Regions from separate parts of the Homo sapiens genome. Here region 1 is linked to region 2. The links are chromatin loops, found by intact Hi-C in ENCODE. Cell type or tissue: CD14-positive monocyte. All regions are shown on one strand.

Region 1 (8,000 bases), 290 kb before region 2:
GTCATGGAATTCTTTGTGAGAATTGGGAAATAACTTTCTAGCCAAAGATACTAGAAAGAAACTTCCAACTTGTAATTGTCACTTTGTGAAAATTTCCAGCCCTTGTTAGTCTTAAGTTGACTTGAAAGTGACATCATATCTTTTCAGCCTAGCCTTTTGGAAGAGGCAGAGAACCTTTTCTAAGCTTGTGCTGAAAAAGATCCTCTGTCGATGATCCTGCCCCATCCTTTATGTCCCCCTCTAGTCCTATTTTCTCCCATTGTTTATTATTTAGATCTCTATAAATATACTTTTCTGATATTTCCCTCCAGTCCATAGCAAATACTACTTTCAAAACATTGTGTTGAATGTAGAATTACAGATAGTTCAGTTGAAAGGCCTTCCTTATTTCAGATTACTTACAGTCCACAAAAGCTCTGTGTCAACAGTTTATCATTACACGGGGCATAAAAATATACTTTCAAATCTACATTAAACATTTTCTTTTTGAGGGGTTCATTTTATTAAGCTACACTGTTAATGACCACTGATGTGGAATCTCTTTCACTGGTTTGAATTTCTTTAAAAGTTAAAGATCCTTGCTTCTCTGAAGTATCTTGGGGGTAAGGAGAGCTGATCCTTCAGCCTGGCTCTGCAGTTTCTGTCTCTCCAGATCACCCTGGGAGAGGCAGAAGGGACCACAGCATGGCACGGATTGTGTAGCTAAAAATTTGGAGGCCTCTGGCAGGGGTTCCAGATACCTACATGTGAAATAGAAAAATAGTATTGCAAAAGCAATGGGTTCCAGGCTTCGTTGGTGGCTGGAGGGTATGAGAGGAGGGAGAGAAAGAAAAAAAGGAAGGCAGGGCGCGGTGGCTCATACCTGGAATCCCAGCACCTTGGGAGGCTGAGGCGGGTGCATCACTTGAGCTCAGGAGTTCGAGACCAGCCTGGCCAACATGGCGAAACCACATCTCTACTAAAAATACAAAAATTAGCTGGGTGTGGTGGCACACGCCTGTAATCCCAGGAACTCCGGAGGCTGAGGCATGAGAATAGCATGAACCCAGGAGGCAGAGGTTGCTGTGAGCTAAGATGGCACCACTGCACTCCAGCCTGGGCGACAGAGTGAAACTGTGTCTCAAAAAAAAAAAAAAAAAAGAGACAAAAAGGAGACAGCTGGCAAGGCTGGCTGTCCCTCTCTCTGATTCTAATCTGGGGCCCATTATCTTTTCTAATTCATAGAATTGATTAATTTGCAAATTTGAGTAATTGGTCATCAGTTGCACAAGGGTTTAGCAGAAGTGGGCCTTGTCAGTAGGATAGTTACATTTAGAAGTTTTTGATACTCTGAGTTAATAGTCTTCCTTAAGAATATTTTATAGGGCAAGGACCAGGTTTTAGACTCCATTTTAATCCCGATGTTTTTTGCACGGTGTCTGACAACAGTGGGTTCTCAATAGAATGTTTGCTGGATGAATGCATGAAGTGGTTAAACTCCAGAAGTAGACCCACTTCTCTGGTTTTCAGGAAGGTCACTTCTAGCCTTGCCAAGAATGCCTGGTCAATAACTCTGGCTCTGTCTGGTGGGGAAACTTCCTGCCTTCCTGAACTGTGACACGGACCCAGTTTAAACTAATCAGGCGCCAGACAGGAGCTTTCACCGTGACCTAAATTTGCAGCCCGTGAGGTGTAGGCAGCTGAGGCACTGCTCTGTGTCCTGGATTCTGGAGAAGGTTGGTCTTGTTTAGCCACTTAGATGGATTCTAAGGAAATCCATCCATAGAACAGACACCTTCTATGGCCGTGAACTATTCCTAAAGCTAGGGAGAATGGAACCATATACCTGTGATTTCTACACAGGTTTGAGTTCACCAATGAATGCTTCCTATGCAAGTTCATCAGCTTGCATTAAAATGTCTTGCATACCTGCCCCAGATGGCTGGGTTTTGATGGAGCTGTGTCATGCAGTGCAAAGCTGAGAGGCCCCCCAGGCTGCATTGGCACAGAGTGTGTAAAGGCAGCTCTTCAGAACCTTCCTTTTGTGTTACTCCATAGGATTGTGGTTTTTGTTTGAAATCTACTGTTCATAGAAAGAAGCCTTCAGAGGAGAAAGCCTTTTCTCTCCTGTCTGCTTCCTCTCTATTATTTTTATTTTTGCAAAATGTTTATTTTCACTGTCACCTGGGATTTCTTTGCCTCGGTTGAATGTATTGAAAGATTATATCCTTTATTTAAAGATGTCTCATTTTACCCCCTTGCACTTTCACTTGATCAGGTTGAACCTAAAATGCATTTTGTATTATAATTTTAAACGAATTGTAAACATAACATGTGCTCATTTTAGAAAATTTAGGAGGTGGCCAGGTGCGATGGCTCACACCTGTAATCCCAGCACTTTGGGAGTCCAAGGCAGGTGGATCACCTGAGGTTGGGAGTTTGAGACCAACCTGACCAACATGGTGAATCCCCGTCTCTACTAAAAATACAAAAAAAATTAGCCGGGCGTGGTGGTGCACGCCTGTAATCCCAGCTACTTGGGAGGCTGAGGCAGCAGAATCACTTGAACCAGGGAGGCGGAGGTTGCAGTGAGCTGAGATTGTGCCATTGCATTCCATCCTGGGCAACAAGAGTTAAACACCATCTCAAAAAAAAAAAAAAAAAAGAAAAAGAAAAGAAAAAAAGAAAATTTAGGAGGTATAGAAGAAAAACAATCATTATTCCACCACCAAGAGGCAACTGGTACTTTAAAAATATATTATAGAATATATTTATATATATTTATATATTCTGTATTTTTCTCAACTATGCAAAATGCATATACATAGTTGAGATAACATCATGCATTTTGTATCCTGTTTGATAATAAGTATTTTAGACAAATACATCATTGTCACAACTAGTTATTAAAGTTAAAGACAAAGTTTAACCATAACTGTTTAAATGTATAGACTTGCATGTGTCTCCACCTCCCACCCTACCCCTTTGCAGGATGTCAGTCTGGTATTATTTTTTTTGCTGTGGTTGCACAAATTTAATGTTACGTTACAGAATCTTTTTGCTTATACATGGAATAGTTTGGAGTCTTACCAATTTGTAGGGGCTGTTCTTATGTTATACACCTGAAACTTCCATTGAAAAGGTGTCAAGAGGGTCTCAAATATGAGACTGTTATGAATTCTGAAAACAGCATTGAATCACTGAAGGATCTCATGTACCCCATAAATATATACAACTACTATGTACCTATAAAAATTAACAAGTAAAAAAATAACTGAAGGAGAAGACATTTTTAGCATGGGGTCTCTCCTTGATCATTTAAATGTTTGCACCTCGATGGAGCATTTTCATTGCTGTGCTCAGATGAGACAGATGTAGGTGATCTCCTTTGATTGTTACAGTCCTCATTTTCATTGCCTTCCAAAATAAAAAGGGGTGATCAGGCACCACAGAAAGGGTGGTTTGGGGGTTTCCGTGGGGTGAGGGGTGAGGGAATCCATCCTTCAGCAGAGGTATCTGCTGTCAGTATTTGTCTGGTTGAAAGATCATTTTGTTCATAGCTTTATCAGCACAGTCATTTCAAAACAGGAAGTCAAAGGCTCATAAGCAAAGGCACCACCCTTTCCCTTCTTAAACCCACCAAAAGGACCTCTCTTTAGTCTGGAGGTCAAGTGAAAAAGGCTCTCATGAAAGTCATTGCCAGCAGGCCTCTTCTAAGTTCAGACTCTGAGGAAAACCAGAAGTCATTCTGCTGATTCATTTTTTTTTCTTTTTAGTTTTTCTTTTGAATTTTTGGGACACCACCTTTATAACAAATAAAAGGGGAGGCAGTTCTTCCTATGAACAATCTGATCTGTCAGTTAAAATTTCCTAGAACTTGTAATTTGATGCATCTTAGATCCAATGTGAGTGATTGAAACTTACAAGCAGACTTGTTCTCCTCCTCCCCAGCCCCCTGTCTGTCTGTCTCTCTCTCTTTTCCTTTCTTCTACTCTGTGCCAGATACTGTTCTTGGCACTGGAGATGTAACACATACATACATCTCTGCCTTCATGGAACTTAGATTCTAGTGGGGCGGACAGACTTTAAGCAAATGCAGAAGTGACATATATGGTATATCAGATGGTGTTAAGAGAAAAACAAAACAGAGAAGATGGTTGAGGGGTGTGAGAGGCAGGGGTTGCAATATAATATAGAGGTAATTAGGGAATGTCATTGATAAGATGACACTGAGAGCAGACACCTGCAGGAAATGAAGGAGCCGGCCATGTTCCAGGCAGAGAGCAACACAAGTCAAATCTGGTCCCTGAGGCAAGAACACGCATGGCAAGGTGGTCAGAGTGCCCAGAGCAGAGGGACGGAGGCAGCCAACAACCACAGTGGGGAGAGACAAGTCGGAGAGAGACAATTGTTTTGAGCCTTGGGTTTAACTGTAGATGGGAGGGAAGCGCTGCAGAAGCTTGAGCAGAGGTCTCTTGGGGCAGGGAGGCAAGGAATAAGGGTGGAAGCAATGTAGCAAGATTGAAAATGAAGTCTCCTACTTGCACTTTTTTTTTTTTTTTTTTGAGGTGGAGTCTTGCTCTGTCACCTAGGCTGGAGTGCAGTGGTGCAATCTGGGCTCACTGCAACCTCTGCCTCCTGGGCCCAAGCAATTCTCCTGCCTCAGCCTCCTGAGTAGCTGGGATTACAGGCATGCACCACCACACCTGGCTAATTTTTGCATTTTTAATAGATACTGGGTTTTGCCATGTTGGCCAAGCTGGTCTTGAACTCCTGACCTTAAGTGATCCACCCTCCTCGGCCTCCCAAAGTGCTGGTAGAGGTGTGAGTCACTGTGCCCAGCTCTACTTGCACATTTGTGCTCATCTTTGGGCAGCCGGTAGTGTACTTTGGTTAAGTGGTCACCATATAAGTCCCATCTCCCCTCTACCACCTGCTCCCCCTTGACCCCCAACTAGACCATCTCCTTTTTCAATTTTTTAAAATTTATCTTTATTTTTAAAAACAGGGCCTTGCTCTATTGCCCAGGTTGGAGTGTAGTGGTGAGATCACGGCTCACTGCATCCTCGAACTCCTGGGCTCAAGGGATCCTCCTACATCATCAGCCTCCCAAGCAGCTGGGACTTACAGGTGTGCCACACACCCAGTCCCATTTCCAATTTTTAAAGCAGTAATGAAGAGATCTGAAAAAGAGATTTGAGAAAAATTTTGACTGAGCTTGTAGTGGGAAATTCGTAATATCTTCAGGGTGCAATCGGTGGCATTTGTTAATAAAAATATCCAGAAAAAGTGCCAGACTTAAATCAGCACTCAATAAAAATAAAACGATGAAATGGATCAGCGCTCTGGGAGTGGAAGACCCGAGTCCTAGTCTGGGGTCTCCCATGTCCTATCCCCATAAATTATTGTGTATTATTGATTCCAGAACATATTTTTTTCACATTTTAGTGATTATGCAATTTGTGTTGTGATTGATGGCATCTCAGCACCGTGCTGCCCTTTAACGAGCAACTGTTTCGTTTCTTAGTGTTCCATCAAATAGCAGTGTGCCTTCACCATGGATGCCTTCTGAGGCCACCTCTGTAAATTGTGAAAGTACTTTATGTAAACTGTGGCACACTTCATAACCTCAGTAAGTGATGAAAAATGGCATTCCTCCAAGATGCAGAGTCTGAGGGCTCAAAAGTACCTGGTTAGTCTTGAGTACTTGCTTCTCAATGGCCAGACTGGCATGCAGTCTGTCCAAGTCTTTTTAACTTTGCCTGGCACTTATTTTCAGAGCCCAGGGCTTGTAGTTAGTATTTGTCTGATTAACGATGAGGTTGGTTAAGAGTTAGAATGGGGAGGGTGGGAAGTAAGTGATTTAACTTGAGGCTTGAACCTGGAAGTTCATCTAGAAATAGACATAAACATTGCCCAGGGAAAGTATCACCAATGTGGATTTTTGTTTCTTTCAAGGCTACTGAGCTGTCATGACTTTGTCATTTCTCTTTTCTGGCCCTTTTAGAAATGTACTGTGGTTGTTTGTTTTTTTGTACATCTTCCTCTTTTGACATAGCAAGGCATGGATTCTGTCAGGTTCATCTTTATAGCCTCTGACCCTGGCCCAGAGGTGCCTAGGAAACATTTAAAGAGTAAATAATTGATTCTCAAAGATAAGCCTTTCCACCTCGGTCACCACCCAATCCATGTGCGCAGAACTCAGAAGGAGGAGCCAGGTTGGATTGTCATGTACAAACAGCATCTGCTGTGGTCTAGTCCCTTTGTCTCCCAAATCTCTTTGCTTCTGTTCTGCTGTGTTTCAGGGCAGGAAATAGAAATCAGTCTAGATATTTTATTTTTTAATTTAATTTAATTTTTTTTTTTGAGACAGAGTCTCACTCTGTCGCCCAGGCTGGAATGTAGTGGCACCGTCTGGCTCCTCTGCCTCCTGGGTTCAAGCGATTCTCCTGCCTCAGCCTTCTAAGTAGCTGGGATTACAGGTGCCCGCCATCACGCCCAGCCAATTTTTGTATTTTTAGTAGAGACAGGGTTTCACCATGTTGGCCAGGCTGGTCTCGAACTCCTGACCTCAGGTGATCTGCCCGCCACGGCCTCCCAAAATGCTAGGATTACAGGCATAAGCCACCGTGTCCAGCACCAGTCTAGGTATTTTAAGCAGAAAGATATTTACTAGAGGGAATTTTGTGCTTATAGAGGCATAAGGGGGCTGGAGGAATGGGGCTCCAGGAATGTCTCCCAGCTAATGGTAGTAGTTTATATAATAATTAATAAACAAACGTATGTTGGCATGGCTGTTCAAAAAAAACAAAAAACAAAAAACAAAACTGACTCACTAGGGGTGCTACACCCTCTGATACTGTGTCTGGAACTATTGAGTTCAAGAACAAATTGATGGCAAAGCCGGAGAGTGGACCCTATAATGCTGTTGCAAAAAACCCTCGTGACCCCATCTCCATGCTTGCCAGCGGCCAAACAGCCCCAAAGGCAAGAAGATGGCCTCTCTGCCCCACATCTGCTTTCTAAATCTCAAGTGAGTGCTTCTATTTGGGAGAGCCAAATTCACATCTAGAACCTTAGCTTCAAAGAAGCCTGGGAAATACAGCTTTTCAATTACCAGCCTCTGCAGGCTAGAAAGCTTTCTAGAAGGAGGGTAGAATGAACGATGAGCAAATAATCACAATACTCACCACACCCTATTGGTAAAACATATTTGAGCAGCCATCCCTCAATATATTTTGTTTATAAATAATTTCTGCATATTACTACCATTATCTACATATCTAGGATAGGATCCTTTCTGACTAGTGACTGCAAACCCCTATGTCGTTATCTGTTGGATAATTCCGTTGGCTGACTCTTTATCAATTCTGATTCTTTCATCCTTTTGACCTTGTAATGTTGTCCACAAAGATACAATGGAGAGCTAGTACTCAAGAGGGAGGAATGCCATTTTCTTGTGTGCCTGGATTGTGACAATTATCTTCAAGTTGTGGTTTCTTGGCTGGGATCTCTTTAGGCCTCAGTTCTATTTTGTGAGGAATAGGATAGTTAAAAGTAGATAATATAATCTGTAAATTTACTTATGATTCAGTTGTAAATGGTTATTCATTGAAATATGCTGAGAATGGTGGAATTATTGAGGTGGTCACTCCAGTTCATTTTGTGGTTGAGGATACCTGCCTGAGTTTCATAACTGACATGTAATTTGATATGACAGGTTAGATGGAGTTGTTTGTGGCCATTTGTATTCTTGATATAGTTAAAATTTTTTTAGGTTAACTGAAAATGGAAGGTCTGGTGTCTAGATGAACAAAAAATGGGAAGTCTGATGTTTCCTTCCCGGACCCCTTTTGTGGCACAGTGTCCACTAGGATTTTGGAACTCCAGGACTAGACCTGCCTTGAATGTCATTGGTTATTGTCAAACCTGCCATTGTCAACTCTGGGTAAAAGTACAGTGTTAACCTGGTGCCAGTTCTAGCGGTGGTGGAGGCTTAGTTTGGCTTTAGATAAGCTGTA
Region 2 (8,000 bases):
TGTTCCTTGCAGTCAAACAGGTGCTTCCCTAGTGACAAGTTACAATCCAGAGAAACCAATTTCCCTGACAACGTTAATGTCAGTTAACATGAAGCCACTTCTTTCCTAAACCCTTTACGTTTTGTACCAGGTCCAGACCAGATCGTTTCTTTAAAGGCCCAATATTTTTCTCCTTTCTTTTCTAAACCTAAGAGGTTTTGAGCATTATGTAATTCTTAGTGCTTCCCCTAAAATGCACCCAAAGATGTCTGAGACCTGTGACCTTCTAGACCTTTGACCCCTGGCTCTACTGAATGAAAAGTCCCCTATCTTAAACCTGAGGACCAGGAAGGTGAAACTGGCCCAAGATCATATGCCGGTCACCACTCCAGTCCAGTTCTTTGCTTTAGCTTATAGCTCCTGGCATTGGAGCCCCTGAAATAGTGGAGTCCCACCCGGGCAGCCTCAGATTTCCAGGAGCAATTAAATATAACAGATCTCTGGGGTGGGACTCAGTCCTCAGTGTTTAAAGCTCTCCTATGATCCCAGTGAGCTGCTAGGGTTGAGACCCACGCCTCCAGCGGCTGCCCGGGAGCCGATAACTCCCGGGTGGGTCTCCAGACCCCAGGAGGCTGCACCATGCAGGGTCTCAGACCACAGTCTGCCTGGACTCGAACCCCAGACCCGGTTCCTAGCTCCCTGAGCTTGAGCAAGTTAATTATTCTCCCTGTGCCTGTTTCCTTATCCACAAGTTGAAAATACTAATGATACCTACCTCATAGAGTGTGAAGATCAACAGTAGCTGGTACATAGTAAGTGCTCAATATATGGTAGCTAGTATAAATATGTGACCCTTTTTTTGCTGTGGATGTGGTGTCTTCGGTGATTCCTCATGACTAGCCCTTTTCATGAGAGTTTAGTAATTCCTCTGCCAGAAAGAAACGTCATATAATCAGAGCAAATCAGCTCATCAGGTGCTCCTCCCCCTCCCCCAATTCTGAAACAGAAAGATGATGGCAGCACAACTGACATGCTGAGAGGGGTTTTGCATTCAGATTTTTAAGTGGAGAAACTGAGGCTAGACCCAAGCTAACAGTTGTTAAAGGCAGATTCAGAAAACCCTCAGTCACTTAATGCTTCCAAATGTACCTGTTTCTCTGGGTCTATTTGCCTGCATGTCCCCCGACTCTGCCCACCCCGAGACAGTCAAAGGGGGCGACCTCTCTTCCTCCTGTTTGGGTTCTTGTGTCTGAGGGAAATTGCAAACGCTGCAGTAATGTTTTAATTTAAGGGAAACCAGCTCTTCCTTTTAAGATGAAACGTAGTAAAATTTTAAAGACTTTTTCAAACAGTCCCTAAATTTGTTACTTAAACTAATTATGGTTGCCTTTTATAAATGTCCAAATTAAAAATAGACATCTAAACGAGAATGCAGGACACAGCCCAGAGCCCGGAGCCATGTTCACGGTTTCCTAGAATCAGCCCTCCTCTGACCTAATTTATACTTTTGAGAGATCAAAGCGAGATGAAGGGAGTTGGAGGCTGGGGCTGGGGGTGGATCTAGGAGTCTGTCGGCAGCAGATGGCGAACCTGGGTTCTGTGTTTTGTAATTAAGTATAGCTGTGAATTGGTGAAAGACATTAGATTACAGTCATTTCCAAATAGTATAAAGCTGTGGTTCTCAAAGTTTGGTTCCTAGTCCAGCGGCATCAGCATCTCCTGGTGTTATAGGGGTCGAATTGTGTCCCTCCCAAATTCATACGTTGAATTCTCAACACCCAGGACTTCCAGAGGTGACTGTATTTGGAGAAAGGACTGTTAAATGGGGGATTGAGGGAAAATGAGGACTTTTGAGTGGGGCCCTGATCCAGTCTGACTGGTGTCCTTATTAGAGGCAGAGACACCTGGAGCGCATGCCCGGTGGGGGCTGGAGGGGGGAGGGGGGAGATTAAGAGGAAGAGACACCTGGGGAGTGGAGTCGGGGGAGAGATGGCCGTGTGAGAAGGCAGCAAGCAAGGCACATCTACAGGCCAAAGAGAGAAGCCTCAGGGAACACCAGCCCCACCCGGCACCTTAGTCTTTAAATCCCAGCCTCCAGAACTGTGAAAAAATAAATCTCTGTCGTTTAAGCCACCTGGTCTGTGGTATTTATTATGGCGGCCCAAACACTTTGGGGGCTTGCTAGAAATGCAGGTTCTCAGGCCTGTCAGACCTGCTGAGTCAGAAATTCTGGGAGGAGAACCCAGCAAGCTGTGTTCTCACAAGCCCTCCAGGTAATAACGTTCATGTAGGCTCAAGTTTGAGAACCACTGGCATGAAGTATGATTAGTACTCAGGGGTAGCCAGCCCAGGAGAGAATGACGCATGGTTGGAGTAGGGACTGGTCGGCTAAATATAAACTTTCTTTTAGTAGGCTCTGCAGCCTCTGGAAGAGTCCCAACGGGTTCCTTAAATGGGATGTGGTATGTGTGAAAGTGTTCCATACATGAGGAAGCTTTCTGTTGACCTTAGGTGGAAGTGAATCGTGGCATTATTCAGTCAGCTGAAGAAAGCAACCCTCCAAATACCCCAACACAGGCAAACTGAATCCAAGAATCTCCCTCCTGCACTGAATTTTCCGAGTCCTTTGAAATCTTGTGCATGTTCCTCTCCAAACAACTGGAATGTTTCTCTTTTCTGATAACTAGAGCAAGAAGATTTAATCATATTTCCCCTTTTGTCCTTGCTGCTAGGAAGCCCACAGCCAATTGAGATTCTAAATCCCAGCCCTCATAGAATATTTTTTTTCTATTTTTATTTCATACTGCACATATGTCCTTTGTTATGGTCTCTTCAAAACCTTTTGAGAAAGCAAACAAGAAGAGGGGAGAGAAAGGGAATGTAAGAAGAAAGACATTGATCTCACAGCTCAGATAATTGTCAGATCAACAAGTCCTTTCTTTGTAAAATTGATCAAACTTGGTTGGAAAATTTGGGCATTCTCTTTTACTATGAGGGAACGGGTTTTTCTTCATTAATGAGTGAGTCTTCTTCACTCTCTTGTCTTCCTGATGTCCCCAGAGCTGTTGGTCCCATCAGTAGTTCCGGAACTGTGCTCAGGGAACGTGTTAGTTGCTGAGGGGTTATGACAGTTACAAAAGCTCTTCTGAGCCCTGGTGGAGCCAGGCTGTCATCAGAAATCTCTCCTGCCCCATTTTGACATGGTGGCAAAGAATTCCTCTCTTCCGTCTGGCCTGTCCAGGGCTGTCCTTACTCCAGGTTTCATAAACCAAGGTTCAAGAAGTCCACAGATAGAACCCCCAGGAGTCTAGAGTTCCATAGAAGAACTTTATTGATTGAGTGTTTTTATTTTGGTGATAATCTTTTGAAAAATGATTATCCATTTCTGGATCATCAGGTCTGCCCCGGATAACCTAGTTCTGCCATATGAAGTCGTGGTGCCTGTGTTCATTGATGTTCTTGGTGGTTCCGTGTAGCTCCATTTTTATTGTCTTGGGCTAATTGGAAATGAGCAGAAAAGGAAAATATATACATGATGAGCTTTTACCAAGTAAAGGTCAAATGAGATTCCAGCGTGCCGAGTTTCACAGTAACTAGGAATGAGGAAGTGGTAAGGAAACCGAGTCCTCATGCAGCACAGAAAGGGAAGCTCTACTCCAAACACCCTGACCCACAGCAGTGAGCAAGCATCTGCGTGGTTTCAGGCAGGGCTTTAGTTCCAGTAAAACATCACCCCTCATGTTAATGTTGTGCATTTGAATGTTTATGTTTGTTTTGAACTTGTAGTTGTGTACCTGGTTTTATATTTCTGCACTTTTTTTTTTTTTTTTTTTTTTTTTTTTGTTGAGACTGAGTCTCGCTCTGTCACCCAGGCCGGAGTGCAATGGTGCAATCTTGGCTCACTGCAACCTCTGCCTCCCGGGTTCAAGTGATTTTCCCCTGCCTCAGCCTCCCCAGTAGCTGGGAGTACAGGTGTCTGCCACCATGCCCGGCTAATTTTTGCATTTTTAGTAGAGACAGGGTTTCACCATGTTGGCCAGGCTGGTCTCGAACTCCTGACCTCAGGTGATCCACTCGCCTCAGCCTCCCTAAATGTTGGGATTACAGATGTGAGCCACCGTGCCTGGCTTGTGCACATTTTAGTACCATTTTATTTTTAATAATTTAAATCAACACTAGTCTGAAAATATTTTTATTTTTTGAGACAAGGTGCTTACTGTCACCTGAAATTATTTTAAAATTAAAAAATTATAAAAACCAATTAAAATGTATTTTTAAAAACATTAATAGTAGAGGCCCAGGTGAATTTCTCTCTTGGATTTGAGAAGCATTCTCTTGACCCCTACCCCAGAGTCTTCCTGAGGGGAAACTGTGTGTGCCTTGTTGTGGCAGGTGCACCATTTGCCCCTTAAACTGCTGTGGAGAAGAAGGAAATGGAGGGGAAAGAAACCTCAAATACCAGGTTTAAAAGCCCCACTGAGTTATTTTCCGCCTCTGCAACTGAATGTAAAATGATATGCTGGTGTCATTTCCATTTTTCCTGCCTTTGTGGTCCTGAATGCAGTATTAACTGGCATGCTACCTCCCTGGGGATTCAGGTGGCCAGAAAATTGTCTCCAGCTCAAAAGAGGTTGGGAGGGTGATGAGGGGGAGATCCCCTTATTTCTCTGCTCATCTTAGTAACTTATTGCCTTCAGAATTGTCCTTAGTGATTCAAATGGCAGAATTGATGGGCCCTGTTTCCTTCCTAGTCCTTTCATTTCCTTTAAACACAGGTTTGGTTTTGTTTAATGGCATTGTTCAATAGCCCAAGAGGCCCATGAATGCTTCTCTTAGGGTGATGAATACATCGGCTAAGAAGTCATGAATTGCAAAGGTCAGAGTTTTCCTATTCAAAATAATTATTAATTGAATCCAGTGACCTAGGGCTGACCTGCAACAAAATTACAGAGCTGGTGAAATTTGTCTTTGAGATTCCTATCCAGGCGTTCTTTTTCAGATTTCTTTTTTCTTCTTTGATAAAAGAATGCCTACGTATTAACTACCTGTTTTGTGCCATACCTTGTCCAAATCCTGTACTAGAGTTGATCTTATTTACTGAATGCTGAAATGTACCTTATTTGCTGTAGTCACCACCCCTGCGGGGTAGGTGGTACTATCCCCATTTTGCAAATAGAGGAACTGAGACTCAGAAGGGTAAGGCTCTTGCCCAGGATCAAGCCCAGACCTTCTTATTTCAAATCTTATCTTCACTGTACTTTACAAGTACCCTAATACACTGTCCTTATTCTTCTATATAAAATAGCCTCTTATATGATGTTATCTTCTCTTTAAACTTATAGTTTAGTACCAACTTGCTCAAAGTTATCACTTGAATGATTGACCTCCTCTTTTAGGTTCCTGAGGCCATCATAACAAATTACCACAAACTGAGTGGCTTAAAACTAAGGAAATGTATTCTCTCACAGTCCTGGAAGCCAGAAGTCTGAAATCAAGCTGTTGGCAGGGCATGCTCTCTCTGAAGGCTCCAGAGGAATGGATCCTTCCTTGCCTCTTCCCAGCTGCTGGTGGTGGCCGGCAGTCCTTGGCATTTTTTGGCCTGGAGACACATCATTGCAGTCTCCGACTCTGTCCTCACGTGGCATTCTCCCTGCGTGTCTCTGTGTCTCTGCTTTCTCTTCTTATAAGGACACCACCCATTGGGTCAGGGCCCACCCTAATCCAGTATCATCTCATCTTAACTAATTACACCTGCAAAAACCCTATTTCCATATCAAATCACATTCTGAGGTTCTGGGTGGACATGAATTTGGGAGGGACATTATTTGTCACAGTACAGCTCTATGAAAGAACTTTATGATAATCAACAAACAATTGGGAAATTTATTTACTTATTTATTTATTTATTTATTTATTTATTTATGTATTTTTGAGACAGAGTCTCACTCTGTCGCCCAGGCTGGAGTGCAGTGCCGCGATCGCGGCTCATTGCAACCTCCGCCTCCTGAGTTCTAGCAATTCTCCTGCCTCAGCCTCCCGAGTAGCTGGGATCACAGGCACCCGCCACCACGCCCAGCTAATTTTTTGTATTTTTAGTACAAATGGGGTTTCGCCATGTTGGCCAGGGTGGTCTCACACTCCTGACCTCAAGTAATTAGCCCGCTGCTGCCTCCCAAAGTGCTGGGATTACAGGCCTGAGCCACCACGCCTGGCCTAGAAATTTCTTTAACTAGAGGGGTCTTCCTGCTTACAGATCAAGTATCCCTACAGAGATTATTAAGCCATTCATTCATTCATTCACTCAACCAACACTTATGGAGCATCTCCTATGGGGCTGGCACTTTTGCAAGCACCGGGGATATCGCTATGGAAAGACAAAGTTCCTGCTCTGTGGTACCTCTATTTGATAAGGCAGACACTTCATGCCAGAATGGTGTGACAAGCATAGATCTGAGTCACACACTCTGGCTCAAGTCACAGTTCTGCTTCTCTTAGAAGGAGGCACCTTGGGCAGTCACTTTGCCTGTCTCAGCCTGTTTCCTCGTTGACAGAAGGCAATGCCGAGACCACCACAGCTTTACAAATGTTGGGAGAATCTCCTCAAGGTAGTGAACAAGGAGTGCTCCACAAATCGTTTTCCACGTTCTCATTCATGTGTTGGTGCGTCTGACGGATCCTCAGCTGTAAAATGGAGATCCTAATAATCTCCGTTATTACTGATTGCATTAAAGAAGTTAGTCAGTGTGAAGCATGAAGAGCATTACCTGGCTCACAACGAGCACTCACCCAGTCAGTGTTAGGTGTCATCATCATCCTGATATATACTGTGCAGGAGGGAAAATTAGAAAATTCTGCAGCTTGCTTTTGATATTTCTTGGCATATGCCTAGTGTCACTTATACTTGGAGAACTAAAAAATAGCATCACTGGAGATTTGGATTGATGGGGACCCATGACCACTGGGCATTGAGCCTTTGTGGCAAAATCTCAGCAAGACAAAACAATACCCAGGCACTAAGGAAGAATATTCTGGAAGATTCTCTGTGGGACCCAGAAAAGAATACATGGCCACCAGTTGGCTACCCTGGAAGAAACTGGGCTCTACCCAACATTAAAGGTGGCCAAGACCCCGGCAGTCAGCTAATCTAACTGCCTCTTTCTACAGGCAAGGCAGGGGCAGCCTAGAGAGGGAGGAAAGGAAGAAATAATACTGATTGCGTATCTACTGTGTTCAGGCCACGGAGTACACACCTTATAGTCCTCACACCAGCCTAACAAGGCATCGGAGTGAGGATCTCCTTTGCATAGGCAAGGAAACAAAGGCCAAGAAAGGCCCAGGCCCCATATTTGGGTCATAATAACATGCAAACTGGATCCGTGGTTCAGTAGCCCAGGCCTCTTTGCACATATAGATTATTGCTCTGCCCTTTATAGTGGGGATAAATTTGTTGAGTGGTGGCATTTGGTCTGTGAATAACCAGAGGTCGGTAATTTGCCAGTTATTTCCAAGCTGGGAAACTCCAGGCCAAGCTGGTTTTACCAAGTGGAACCCGAAAATATATATATGGTGCCCTTGCTTCTCTGGAATCTGGCTGAGGGTCTCAGCATCGTATCCCGGCTAGGACCCTCAGCTCTCCTGTTTTTCAGCTCTCCTGTTGCAGTTATTTATTGCTGGGCAACAAATCACCCCAAAACTTAGTGGCTTAACACAGCACTGATATGTCACCTGCCACAGCTCTGTGGGTAGGTAATCGGGCAGGTCTGCTGGTCTCACCTGGGATCATTCACATCACTGTGGTCCGTGGATGGCTGGCAGTTGGTGCTGGTCTGCAGTGCCCCAGTCTTCATCCTCCAGGAGGCTGGACAGGTCTTTCCATAGCATGACTGTCTCAGGGCAGCGTTCCAACAGCGTGAAGGCTAGGAACTGCAGGGCTTCCTAATAGGCTTCAGAACGTGTTCATCGTTGCTTCTACCTCATTCTACTCATCAGAGCAAGTCACAGCCAGCCCCCATTCAAAGAAC

What was found. A loop is a pair of places that touch in the nucleus more often than their neighbours do. Peaks named below come from ENCODE experiments on the same cell type or tissue, not always from the same donor. Only the 100,000 strongest peaks of a DNase experiment are listed, where the experiment ranks them.
Region 1: it touches region 2 in a loop (2.0-fold over the local background); 4 of 110 quality-filtered maps call a loop at or near these places.

The regions. Positions count from the first base shown.
Region 1 is chr12:104,459,542-104,467,541 of GRCh38, forward strand. The region is part of intron 1 of CHST11 (carbohydrate sulfotransferase 11); the gene reads left to right. Among named protein-coding and RNA genes, the nearest start is that of CHST11, 6.6 kb to the left of the region's middle. RefSeq lists an enhancer at 3,395-3,444. In CD14-positive monocyte, no CTCF peak of the experiment used is centred here; DNase peaks (open chromatin) are centred at 3,610 and 4,040; H3K4me3 peaks cover 5,304 bases; H3K27ac peaks cover 6,379 bases.
Region 2 is chr12:104,746,636-104,754,635 of GRCh38, forward strand. The region is part of intron 2 of CHST11 (carbohydrate sulfotransferase 11); the gene reads left to right. Among named protein-coding and RNA genes, the nearest start is that of MIR3922, 160 kb to the left of the region's middle. RefSeq lists enhancers at 4,427-5,004, 4,994-5,043. In CD14-positive monocyte, no CTCF peak of the experiment used is centred here; DNase peaks (open chromatin) are centred at 2,396, 3,616, 5,146 and 6,436; H3K4me3 peaks cover 1,836 bases; H3K27ac peaks cover 6,326 bases.